Linked DNA regions of Homo sapiens: region 1 is linked to region 2. Evidence: chromatin loops called from intact Hi-C (ENCODE). Cell type or tissue: HepG2. All regions are shown on one strand. Links, peaks and the distances in the headings refer to the core of each region. The heading gives the core; the rest is flanking DNA.

The links. A loop is a pair of places that touch in the nucleus more often than their neighbours do. Peaks named below come from ENCODE experiments on the same cell type or tissue, not always from the same donor. Only the 100,000 strongest peaks of a DNase experiment are listed, where the experiment ranks them.
Region 1: a loop joins it to region 2, with 11 times the contacts of the local background. A loop is called at or near these places in 6 of 110 quality-filtered maps.

What each region holds. Positions count from the first base shown.
Region 1 is chr2:109,513,621-109,520,312 of GRCh38, forward strand. It overlaps a transcript of RANBP2 not described here. Among named protein-coding and RNA genes, the nearest start is that of SEPTIN10, 97 kb to the right of the region's middle. RefSeq lists enhancers at 230-479, 2,661-2,900, 3,917-4,456. In HepG2, for the core only: CTCF peaks have their summits at 2,954 (motif pointing right) and 4,917; DNase peaks (open chromatin) are centred at 2,941 and 3,831; H3K4me3 peaks cover 1,170 bases; H3K27me3 peaks cover 1,181 bases.
Region 2 is chr2:109,711,815-109,718,506 of GRCh38, forward strand. It overlaps a transcript of RANBP2 not described here. Among named protein-coding and RNA genes, the nearest start is that of RGPD5, 79 kb to the right of the region's middle. In HepG2, for the core only: a CTCF peak has its summit at 3,735 (motif pointing left); a DNase peak (open chromatin) is centred at 3,717.

The sequences.
Region 1 (6,692 bases), core at 488-5,487, 200 kb before region 2:
GCACACATCACTTGCACATTTGCACACACACCCTTCTCCCAGTTCTAGGACACCTGCGTAGATGAGGCTTTGCAGGAGGAGTGCCACAAGGGAAGGAGGGAGGTGGGTGCCCATGGAGGCTGTAGTCTGTGCTGCCTCACCTCCCCAGAGCCAGCCTGTGGCTACAGAGGATGTGGCCAGGGGTGTAGGGGATTGGGTATCACCAGCAAACCAAGCCCTCACCCACAGCCACATTCTAACTTCAGCATCCAACAAAGCACTTCAGCTACCCCAGGGGGACCACCGTGATGGTGGCCGATGAGCAAATCCTAGAAGAGCAAGCAGCCGGGTGGAGCCCAGGCAGCCTCCTGGGCCTGGGGGCCTTCTGGTCCCCAGTGAGTCTGCGGCTCCATGTCAGAGTTCTCCTCACCACTCAAAGCTAGAACGGAGAAGGGCCTTAATGTGGGCATGTTCCCACGGTCCTTAGAAAGGCAGTAAGCCTGGTTTATGTTGCTCCATCAAGTGCTCTTGCAGCTCTGAGGTTTGGTTGAAACTTAAACTCAGCATCAAGCTAGCCGGGCCAGATTCTGAGCTTATGTAACGCCCTGGAAACTCCCATGTGCTGGACTGGCTGTTTCTGGAATCTTATTATGATTCATAACTTGGTTACGGCTCTGAGCTGGTAAATACGGAGTTTCTGCTGTGGACTCAGAAAACCACGTTATAAAACACAGACCAGGGCTGTTAGGAAAACGCAGCCCCGGGTGTGCGAGTGCCCACAGCTGCAGCCCATCCGCCCACCGCCCCCAGGGCTAGTGAATTATGACTGTGCACAGCTCAGACCTCCATGGATGAAAGGCAGACTCACAGGGCCCTGTACGAGTTCAGTGTGGGGCACTTGGCTGTGTGTTGGAACCAGCCTGTGTGCAGGCCAGGCGGGATGCCGCAGGGAAGCCCTGGTGTGGGACCAGGGCCGTCCCTAGAGTTGGGCTCTTTCCCCTGTGTACAGACCCCCACGCAGGGACCTTGAGCCTGCAGTGCTCTGCCAGAGTGGCCTCAGGTGTGGCTACAGCCTGGACTGGAGTTTTCCTTCCCCTCATTTTTCACTTTCAGTCGCTGTGGGACCGATTGGTCTCTGGACTCTTCTTGCAGCTTTATTCCATGGTTCGAGGTCCACAGCTTGACTCCCTTGGGGGTTTGGGTGCCAGGGGAGAGGGCTGCCCCCCAGGCCCTGGGCACGGCGGTCACTTTCTCACTGCCTCCTCCTTTCCCTGGTCAGGTGGTGCTTCCCACCCTCCCTCCCTCTCATCTTCCCCCATGCCCCTCACACACTTCCCTCTCCTCAAGCCTCTGACTTCCATTAGCCAGAGATGCCTGGGACATGGAGCCAACCACATCTGCCAACTCTCATGCCCAGAGCCCTGCCCTGGGGCCTGAATGCAAGTCCAGGGATGACCTTTGCCCTGGAAATCACTTGTGGCCTCTGTCTGCTGGGCATAGGGTTTACCGCACATGCTGGATGTGGGTCCAGGTCTGCACTCAGCCTGGATGACCAATGGCGGCCAGGGCCAGGAGGGTTCTCCAGGCATTGGGAATAGACTAAATGGAAACTCGGCGGCACCCAGCACCCCATGATGGCGAGCTTGGCACACCCCTTGACGCCAAACAGTGTGCCCCACATGATTCAGTGTAAGTTGAGGAGGGAGGGCCTACAGGCAGTGGCTGAGAGAAGGGGGCCTGCAGGCTGGGGGCAGAGTGGCTATGCCCTCCCTGGAGGGTCCGTGGGGGATGTGGAATGTCCTGCCTATTGCTAACTTGCTTCATCTCATGGCTGGCCAGACTCCAGGACAAAGCCCTGGTGGAGTGGAGGACAAGAGCCATTGGCAGTGCAGGCCCTTCCTTCCCTTCCTAGGCCCCAGATCTCAAACCCACCTCCCCACTGAGGACCTCAGGAGAGCGCCTCATCCCCTCAGCCAGATCTCCAGCACCCCAAACTCGGCCATGGCTACAGAGACGCTTCTTCCCAGGGTAGGAGTAGTAGTCTGTTTTGCGTTGCTACAAAGGAATACCTGAGGCTGGATAATTTATCAAGAAAAAAGGTTTATTTGACTCATGGTTCTGCAGGTTGTACAGGAAGCATGGCACCAGCATTTGCATCTGGTGAGGCCTCGGGAGGCAAAAGTGGAGCAGGAGGGGTAGGGGCCGTGGCGGACTTTTTCAAACGATCAGATCTCATATGAACTAACAGAGCAAGAGCTCACTCATTACCGCCAGGAACGCACCAAGCCATTCCTGAGGGATCCGCCCCACGACCCAAACACCGCCTGCCAGGCCCCATCTCCAGCACTAGGGATTGCATTTCCACCTGGGGTTGGAGGGGACAAACAACCAAACATCCAAACAATATCAGCAGGGATTCTTTGTGCTAACTACCTGCTTAATGCTTAGCACTCAGCTCCAAGGTCTCTAGCTGAGTGGAATGGTTATGATTCAGGGGTCTTCCCTGGGCTAAGGGGCATGGGAGCAGCCTATGAGTCCTGGAGCCCCCAGACACCCTTGAGTGGGCTGCTGAGCCCACCAGGCCTCCTGGCACTCTACAACACATGGGCCCGAGCAGGTGATGTGTGGCCCATGCTGGGCCTGAAGGACCTAAGTCCCACCCCCTGTGCCCAGGGCCTGGGGGGCAGCCCTCTCCCCTGGCGTCACTGATGGTGCTGTCTTAGGCCAGAGTCTCCTCATCTGGAAAATGTGGCCATGACGGGACATGTTCTGAGGCTTAAGGGTTTGTAAATGCCTGGTGCAGGAGAGGTTCCACTGGCACAGAAGCACGGGCCTACAGCTGGGGCTGAGCACTTAGGCCTGTCCTGATATGCGGACACTCAGTCTCCCAGGCTGTGGCCACCGGGTCACAGAGAGCCCGCCCTTCCTCAGGCAGGGCACAGGCAAGGCGGCTGTGAGGGCCGCCACTGGAGGGCGTGCTGGTCCCACTCCAGCCACCCCAACGCAAGGGAGGCTTTCATTACTGAAGAAGTGGGAAGGAGGCGAGCCCGTGTCTGGCCTCTCGCAGGAGCCCCCAGCCCCAAAGCAGGGCTGGCGTGTGAGGCGCAGGTAACTGCAGTGCAAGCGGGATCCCCTCGACCGAACAATTCAAATTAAGGGCAACTTCCTACCTCTTGCCTTCAGATGAAATCTGCTAAACGATGGCTGCATTTTCCAAAACTGATAGATCAGTTACTTTCCCACGATATTTTTAGTGCAAAGAATGGTTAAACACTGCTCCTCATCAGTCTCAGTGGATCTTGATGCCAGAGGTAGGGTGGGCAGCATGGCCCCCAGAATTCCTGGCCTCAGCAAAATGAGCCCCAGCCCAGTCCTCCAGTGTACAGTTCGGGTAAGGGTGATCGCAGCCCTACCCACTAGGAACACATGGCTGAGCTTTGCTCCCCTGCAAACTGCCTTCCAGGAACACTGGCCAGCCCTCACCCCACAGGCCTAGAACCGGCCAGAAACACTGAGTTCTGGGGGACTGGTGTCCCTGTACGAGCCTTAGAAAGGGTCACCCGGAATGTGCAAAGGGTATACACAGAGGTCCCGCCCAGCCTCTGGAAGCTGCTGTCCTCCCCTGTTGCCAGCATCGCCCGCCCCCTCCCACGCCATCGCCCATGACTTCAGTGCCCCTTTGTCTCCACACCAGCCCCCCTCTTTATCCCCGGACTGTGCGGGGCCTGGGACTTGGTCCATGCTCAATAAAGCCTGACAGGTTCATTGGTCATTCATGTGTCAACCTGAGGCTTGCAGGAGTCTCTGCTGGAATCTTCCGGAAGCTGCCGAACCACCGCAGCAAGGAAGGCCGGGTGAGTGAACAGAGTCCAAACACCGCAGGTTCGGACCTGTGAACCCCGCCTGGCTGCTGCTTGCTTCAGCCCTGTGCAGGGAACAGCATTAGAGCAATGGCTGCACTCTGACGTTGGAATCCTGCCCAGGCCCTCCTCTCATGGCCCCTTCACAGCTCAGCAGGGGTGTGAGCTCCACGCCTGCAGACCCCACGGCTGTCTGCCTCTGCCTGAGTTCTTTACTGCTCCGTCCTGGGCTGGGTTCTGGCTGGAGGTTCTGATCCCACAGGGCTGGGTGGGTGTCCCAAGTGCCCACCGTGCAGCACAGGCTGACACCCAGTGCTGTCGAGAGCCTGGAGCACACCCACAAACACGAGGCCTGGTGTTCCACAAGGACAATGCCATCCCCAGGTGACTAGGAAGCCTAGATAACGACGCCCGAGGTCTTTGCAGCTTTGTGTGGCCTGCAGGGTCCCAGAAGGTGCAGCTGCAGAGGGTATGCCCCCGATGGGAGCTCGAGTCCCATTTGAGAACTTCAGAGGAGCAGACGTGGATGAAAACAAGTGGGCTGAGCCCAGGGGCTGAGGCCCTGCAGATACGAGCTGCAACTCGCTTACCTGGTGTGCAGCCATGAAGCCACAAGCTACAAGGTCCGCTTTTCTAATTGGCGGCATTTGAATCCTTGCACACATCTTGCAACAACAACTCACAGGGTAAAATATAAATAAGTGTGGGCAATTGTTTCTTTTCTGGTTTCCTTCTATTCAGCATGAAGTTGTTTCTAAGCCTTCCAAAAGGGCTGTTCCTACACATCTCTTGTTTCTCCTCCTACACAGGCCGGCCCTCCAGGGTGAGGGCATCAGCTGTGTTAACTGAGCACGGTGCTGGGCCCTTTACTCCATCATCTCACTTTACAAGCACCCTATGAGGACTCTCATCATGGTCATTTTACAAATGGGAGAGCAGGGGTTCAGAGAGGTTAGGTAGCTTCCCCCAGGGCTTACAGCCAGCCAGCAACTTAACTCAGTGTCTGCAGACCCCAGAGCCTACGGCCCAGCTCCACAAATACCGCAGCTTCAAGTCTGTAACTCCAACAGGGGGCATCTGCTCTAAGAACCATTGCCTTGTTGCTTCTGCTGGACATTCCCACCATTAGCAGCACTAAATTGTAAGTAAAGCAAATATGTGCATACTGAATCAAAATTTCCAACTGAACTTTGTTGTAATTTTTTTTAATGCATTCTCACAGAATGTGTTTTGGGTTCTGTATGAGTCCATTCTTGCACTGCTGTAAAGAAATACCCAAGACCGGGTAATTTATAAAGAAAGGGGGTTTATTTGGCTCACAGTTCCACAGGCTGTACAGGAAGCAACTGCTCAACTTCTGGGGAGGCCTCAGGAAACTTACAATCGTGGCAGAAGCAGGCATATTTTACATGGCCCCAGCAGGAGGAAGAGAGAGGTGGGGAAGGTGCTACATATCTTTTTTTTTTTTTTTTTTTTTTTGAGGGAGTCTCGCTCTGTCACCCAGTCTGGAGTGCAGTCATGCAATATTGGCTCACTGCATCCTCCGCCTCCTGGGTTCAAGTGATTCTCCTGCCTCAGCCTCCCAAGTATCTGGGATTACAGGTGCCCGCCACCATGCCTGGCTAATTTTTGTATTTTTAGTAGAGACGGGGTTTCACCATGTTGGTCAGGCTGGTCTTGAACTCCTGACCTCAGGTGATCTGCCCACCTCAACCTCCCAAAGTGCTGGGATTACAGGCTTGAGCCACCACACCCTGCCTGGTGCTACACACTTCTAAACAACCAGATCTCTCCTGAGAACTCTAACACGAGAACAGCACTAGGGGGATGGCACTAAACCCTTAGAAACTGCCCCCATGATCCAATCACCTCCCACCAGGCCCCACCTCCAGCATTGGGGATTACATTTCAACACGAGATTTGGGTGAGGACACGATCCAAACCAAATCAAGTTTAATGCATATTTGTTACTGTGTGATTTGCCCAAACTTGTAGTTCTAGGAACATTGACCTGTATGTCATCCTGTTGTTAAAAGAACTGCACCTCAAGAGAGAGGCCTCAAGAACTCAGCCCTGGCTGGGCACCAACTGTGTCCCTACAGTTGCTGGGGAGATCATACTGGTCTCCAGGGTCAGTTGTGACTTGAAAATTCTGTTTACACCCTTTTAAAAGAAGAGCAGACACGCATTAAAAATAGATAAAACCACATATGTCACTCGGCTAGTTAGCATTTCATTGAGAGGCCCAGACCCTGGGTAAAAAGAAAGACACAGGACATCCAGCATGCTTTTGTCAAGGGCATGTGAGGGCGTTGCTTTCTATTGCCTGCTCTTGTTGCTGTTCCATGTATGTAGCATCCCTGAAATTACGAAATGATAGAGATGGAGAACAGGTGAGTGGTTGCCAGGAGCTGGGGTTGGGGTAAGAAAGGGAGTGAAATGATAGCTGTGGCTGCAAAAGGGTGGACTGAAGCATCTGCGTGAGGATGGGTGGTTCTTTGTCCTGACTGAGGAGGTGGTTGCATGCATCTACACGTGAGATGAAATTACATGGAAATAAATACCGGTGTGCACGCACACACATGCTTGTTAGCATGATATCTGAGCAAGGCCAATGGATCGTACAAGGCTAATTTCCTGTGATACGGTACTACGTGTAGTTTTGCTAGATGTTGCCATTGGGGAAAATTTAGTGAAGGATATGTGGGATCTCTGAATTTATGTCTTAAAACTGCATGTGAATCCACAATTATCTCAAATTTTAAGTTTTTAAAAGGGAAGGAGGAGTTAGACCTGAATTCAGAGCAGAAAGATAATAAAGGTGGGTGGGAATAAGAGCTCTGCTTAAGAATT
Region 2 (6,692 bases), core at 1,041-6,040:
GCACTTAGCACCTGAAAGTGTCCGTTGTGTGTTTATCATCTGTTGAGCCCACTTCAGTGCAAGCTCTTAATGGCTGCCTGCAGTCTTGGCTGCTGCTCGCTTCTCCCTGCCCTCCCACTCACCACTAGGCCATGTTCCTCAGGGCAAGAGTTTACAATGCAGTGCATCCTGCCTGGCTCCTTCCCTGTCATCGGGGCTGATGCAGCCAGCTGGTCCAGAGCTCGGGAAGAGGATGTTTTGCAACACCACGCTCCATTTTGGTTTTGAACAAATTGCTATTGACTGCTGGATTTTTCTTTCCTCTTCAAATGAAAGATTTCATGTCCAGGTAGGCTGTTAAAACAGGCCTCCTATAAATCCCTTCCCCAGTGAGCTCAGGGCTGCCCTGGCCGGCTGTGTCAAGTGACAGGCCTGGAATGGAGAGAACCAGGGTCAGTGGTCAGATGGATCCTGCCGGCCCTGCCTGACTCTGGTCACTCATTCTCAGGCTGACACCAGAGCCTTGCCCTCTCCAGGCCCTGTGTGTCCTGCACCCTCACTCTCAGGGCTATGTAGAACTTTCATGGGTCCTGGGCATTTTTGCCTTCCTGGGCCTTTTCCACTATAAAAAATTATTTATTTTATTTTATTTTTTTGAGATTGAGTCTTGCTCTGTCACCCAGGCTGGAGTACAATAGCACGATCTCTGCTCACAGCAACCTCTGCCTCCTGGGTTCAAGCGATTCTCCTGCCTCCGCCTCCCAAGTAGCTGGGATTACAGGCGTGTGCCACAAGGCCCTGCTAATTTTTTGTATTTTTAGTAGAGACAGGGGTTTCACCATGTTGGCCAGGATGGTCTTGAACTCCTGACCTCGTGATCTGCCCACCTCGGCCTCTCAAAGTGCTGGGATTACAGGTGTGAGCCACCAAGTCTGGCTTTAAAAATTATATTTTACAATGATATTGGCATAAAGGCAAATATAATCTAGGCCGATTCATGATTACATACTCATTATATCTACTCATTTTTCTTCTGATTTTAAAAGAAATGAAAATGAAAGTCATATTCACAGGCCCCTAAAGCAAGTCTCATGGGTCCTGTGCTGTGCGCCAGAGCGAGAGTGAGTGAGAGTGGGCTCTGCTTCGCTCCCCTGCATGGCCCTGTATTGGGGGGATGGTACCTGAGACAAGGAGAAAACTTCTGTTTGACGGAATATGAAAAAAATCCAACTTGAGGGTACACTGAGGGGAGGGCCAGCCCAGCCCTGCTTTAAACTTCAGCAGCCTTCCTCCACCTGGGTCTCTTGAAACCCTCCCTCCTCTTGCACTGGCCACCTGACATTTCACATTCAGACCGCTTTTCCTCCAGAGCAGGGTTCCTGGAAGCATGGTGCAGACCCACTTCGTGGAGGAGAGATGGTGAACTGCAAATTCTGAGTCCTACCCAGTTACGAATCTCCAGGACAGGTTCAGGGTTCTTCATCATTAATAAGCCCTCCTGGTAAGGCTTAGGGCCACTGAAGTTTGAGAAAAGCTCCCTGAAGTCTAAATACAAACATCACTTCATCCCCCACAAAGGACAGCCTTGATTAGGAGGTAGAAGCCAAGCAGGAGCAGATGGACTAGAGGGGCCAGCAAGGGCTGAGTGTCAGCTCCAGAACGTGCCTCTGAGCTGAGTGACAAGGAAACCCATACAGCCTCTCAGCGCTCCAGCTTCTTCAGCTAGAAATTGGGAATAACAGCACCTACTTCACTGGGTTGGAAATCAATTGGGACCATGAATTTGTGTTTGGTAAGCTGTGAGAATGTTAGGTACTAGCTCTGCAGAAGTGGTCGTGGTCTTGGGGTTCTTGGCCTGCTGGGGTCCCTGATCCTTGTGCCCAGAGAGTCCATGAGATCAGGATAAAAGCACTCAACAGCTAGGAATGAAAGAAAACTTCCTCAGGCCATTAAAGGGCATCTGCAAAGAGCCCACAGCTAACATCATGATTGAAAGCTCTCAATGAATGATTGATCGAATGATCGAAAGCTTTCCTCCTAAGATCACTCTGTTTTTGCTACTCTTACACTCAACACAATACTTCCAACACCACATGTGTGGGTTTTCCCCATACAGCAATTCTCCAGGGGACACCAGCTGGATATCCTATAATTTAACTCAGTTCTGACACTATCTACCTGGAGTTGGAGTCAGATCCCACAGGTTAAGGGCTCAGGCCCGTAGGACTGCCCCCACTTCAGACGCCAATCATAAGTAGTAGATTACCCACAACTACATGGAGGTTCTTTTTTATTTTTTCTTTTTGAGATAGGGTCTTGCTCTGTCACCCAGGTTAGAGTACAGTGGCATGATCTCAGCTAACTGCAACCTCTACCTCTGGGGCTCAAGTGATCCTCCTACCTTACCTCAGCCTCTTGAACAGCTGGACCAATAGGCACGTTGCATTACACCTGGCTAATTTGTGTGTGTGTGTGTGTGTGTGTGTTTTTCTCTTTTTTAAAAGTTTTTATTTTATTTTATTTTTTTGAGACGGAGTCTCGCTCTGTCGCCAGGCTGGAGTGCAGTGGTGTGATATTGGCTCACTGCAACCTCTTCCTCCCAGGTTCTAGTGATTCTCCTGCCTTAGCCTCCTGAGTAGCTGGGACTACAGGCATGCACCACCACGCCTGGCTAATTTTTGTATTTTTAGTAGAGATGGGGTTTCACCATATTGGCCAGGATGGTCTTGTTCTCTTGACCTCGTAATCTGCCTACCTTGGCCGCCTAAAGTGCTGGAATTACAGACGTGAGCCACTGTGCCCGAGCTTTATTTTATTTTTATTTTTTATTTTTTTTGAGACAAGGTCTCTCTGTATTGCCCAGGCTGGAGTGCAGTGGTGCCATTGGCTCACTGCAACCTCTACCTCCCAGGTTCAAGTGAGTCTCCTGCCTCATCCTTTGAGTAGTTGGAGTTACAGGTGTGTGCCACCACCACCAGGCTAATTATTGTAGTTTTAGCAGAGACAGGTTTTCACCATGTTGACCAGACTGGTCTCAAACTCCTGACCTCAGGTGATCCACCTGCCTTGGCCTCCCAAAGTGCTGGGATTACAGGTGTGAGCCACCACGCCCGGGCTTGTGCTATTTTTAAACATTTAATTTTATGATAAATCCCATAGTAGGTTTTTTTTGGGGGGGTGGGGGTGGGGGCGGGGCGTGGAGTTTCGCTCTTGTTGCCCAGGCTGGAGTGCAATAGTGTGATCGGCTCATTGCAATCTCTGCCTTCTGGGTTCAAGTGATTCTCCTTCTTCAGCCTCCCAGGTAGCTGGGATTACAGGCATATGCTACCACACCCAGCTAATTTTGTATTTTTAGTAGAGACGGGGTTTCACCATGTTTGTCAAGCTGGTCTCGAACTCCTGACCTGAGGTGATCCACCCACCTCGGCCTCCCAAAGTGCTGGGATAACAGGCATGAGCCACAATGCCCAGCCTATAGTACTTTTTGTATTTTTTGTAGAGACTGGATTTCATCATGTTGCCCAGGCTGGTCTCAAACTCCTGGACTCAAGCAATCTGCCTGCCTCAAGCTCCCAAAGTGCTCTCACCATGCCTGGCCTCCTTTTCAGGTTTGATTAATTTGCTAGAGTGGCTCACAGAACTCAGGGAGACACTTAGGCTCACTTAGGCTATTGTAAAGGACGTTACAAAGGATACAAGAACAGCCAGATGAAGAGGTGCACCAGGCAAGGTGTGAGGAAAGGGCATGGAGCTTCCCTGCCCTCTCCTGGAAGCCACTCTCCCAGCACCTCCACATGTTCAGCAACTCAGAAGCTCTCTGAATTCTGTTCCTTTGGGTTTTTATGTAGGCTTCATTACCCAGGCATGATTGATTAGATCACTGGCCATTGGGGGTCAGCTCAACCTTCAGCTCTTCCTCCTTCCCTGGAGGATCAGTTTCAGAAATGAAAGTTCCAACCCTCTAATCATCTGGTTCACCTGGCAGCCAGCCCCCATCCTGAGGCTACCCAGGGGCCCCAGCCATTTGAGCTATGTGCCAGGAAACAGGGAGGAAGATGAAATATATATATTTATTATGAATCACAATATCATAATCACAAGATAAATATGTCCATTCTTGCCACTTCTATTCAACATTGTCCTGGAGTTTCTAACTAGGGCAAGTAGTGTAAACCAAAATGTGTCTGAGACAGGTCTCAATTTAGAAGTTCATTTTGCCAAAGTTAAGGACGCGCCCAGGAGAAAGGTACACCTTTCCCCAAAGATGATTTTGAGGTCTTCAATATTTAAAGGGGAAAAGTGGGCTGGAGAAAGGAGAGGGTCGCATGACTGAATCCACATGTTACAAGAGAAAGGGAGTAGGTAGGGGAATAGTCAATTATGTATTTGTCTGGCACTCAGTAAATTAGCACTTTATTTTTTTTAATTTTATTTACTTATTATTTTATTTTTTTTAAAAAAAATTTATTTATTTTTTGAGATGGATCTTGCTCTGTTGCCCAGGCTAGAGTGCAGTGGTGCAATCTGAGCTCACTGCAACCTCTGCCTCCCGGGTTCAAGCAATTCTCCTGCCTTAGCCTCCTGAGTAGCTGGGATTATAGGTGCCTGCCATCGCACCTGGCTAATTTTTGTATATTTAGTAGAGACCGGGTTTCACCATCTTGGCCAGGCTGGTCTCAAACTCCTGACCTCGTGATCCACCCGCCTCGGCCTCCCAAAGTGCTGGGATTACAGGCGTGAGCCACCGCACCCAGCCTTATTTTATTTTTTGAGACAGGGTCTCACTCTAGTTGCCCAGGCTGAAGTGCAGTGGTGCAATTTCTGCTTACTGCAGCCTCCACCTCCCAGGCTCAGGTGATTCTCCTACCTCAGCTTCCTGAGTAGCTGGGACTACAGGCACGCACCACCATGCCTGGCTAATGTTTTGCACTTTTAGTAGAGACAAGAGTTTTGCTATGTTGCCTAGGCTGATGTCAAACTCCTGGACTCAAGCAATCTGCCCACCTCTGCCTTCCAAAGTGTTGGAATTACAGGCATGAGCCACCGCGCCCAGCCTAATCAGCACTTTACATAAGATAAGGTGAACATAGAGTAGCTACTTGTAGAGATATTTAACCTTTTATCTGCAGCTATCTGCTTAGGAGCAAAAGGAAAGGCAACTTCTCGCAGGACTCAGCTTTCAGCTTAATTTTTTTCTTTTGGCAGAGTGACTTGAGGTCCCAAATTTTATTTTCCTTTCACACTAGACAAGAAAAAGAAGTAAAAGGCATCCCAGTGAAAAAGTAAGAGATAAAATTTGTCTGTATTCACAGATGACATGATCTTATATACAGAAAATCCTAAGAAATTCACTAAAAAATTATTTGGACCAATAAATGAGTTCAGCAAGGCTGCAGGATAGAAGATCAATATATAAAAATCAAATGTATTTCAATATGCTTGCAAACAACAATCCAAAAATGAAAATTAAAAACAAACCAAAAAAAAAAAAAAAAAAACCCAGTTCCACGGGGTGCGGTGGCTCACGCCTGTAATCCCAGCACTTTGGGAGGCCGAGGCGGGTGGATCACTTGAGGTCAGGAGTTTGAGACCAGCCTGGCCAACATTGTGAAATCCCGTCTCAACTAAAAATACAAAAATTTGCTGGGCATGGCGGTGGACGCCTGTAATCCCAGCTACTCAGGAGGCTGAGGCAGGAGAATCGCTTGAACCCGGGAGGCAGAGGTGGCAGTGAGCTGAGATCTTACCATTGCATTCCAGCCTGGGCAACAAGAGCAAAACTCCATCTCAAAAAACAAAAACAACAAAACAACAACAACAACAACAAAACAGTTCCTAGGCCAGGCACAGTGGCTCACACCTGTAATCTCAGCATTTTGGGAGTCCAAGGCGGGTAGATCAATTGAGGCCAGGAGTTCAAGACCAGCTTGGCCAACATGGTGAAACCCCATCTCTACTTAAAATACAAAAATTAGCTGGGTGTGGTAGCAGGTGCCTGTAGTCCCAGCTTCTCAGGAGGCTGAGGCAGGAGAATCGCTTGAACCCGGGAGGCAGAGGTTGCAGTGAGCCGAGATCACACCATTGCACTCCAGCCTGGGCAACAGAGTAAAAGTCTGTCTCAAGAAAACAAAAACAAAAACACAAAACCATTTCCATTTGTGATAACATTAAAAGGAATAAATTACCTAAACATAAATTTAACAAAATGAGCAAAACTTATACTTTGAGAACTGCAAAACTGACAGAAATTTAAAAAGATCAAAAAAAGTGGAAAATAATAGGCATTGGCAGGAATGCAGAGAAACTGGAACCCTCACATATTGCTGGTGGAAATGTAAAATGATGCGGCCACTTTGGAAGAGAGTCTGGTGGTTCCTCAAATAATTAAACAGAGTTACAATCTGGCCCAGCACTTCTCTGAAGGTATGAACCCAAGAGACATAAAAGCATATGACCACCTAAAAATTTGTACACAAATGTTTATAGTAGCATTTTCCATAATAACCAACAAGTGGAAATAACCTGTCCATCAACTGATGAATGGATAAAGAAAATGTGGTATATCCATACAATGGCGTATTACTCAGCCATAAAAAGGAATGAAGTACTAATACATGCTACAACATGGATGAACTTAGAAACATTATGTGAAGTGAAAGAAGCCAGTCACAAAAGACCATATATTATAGGATTACATTTATACAAAAGTCCAG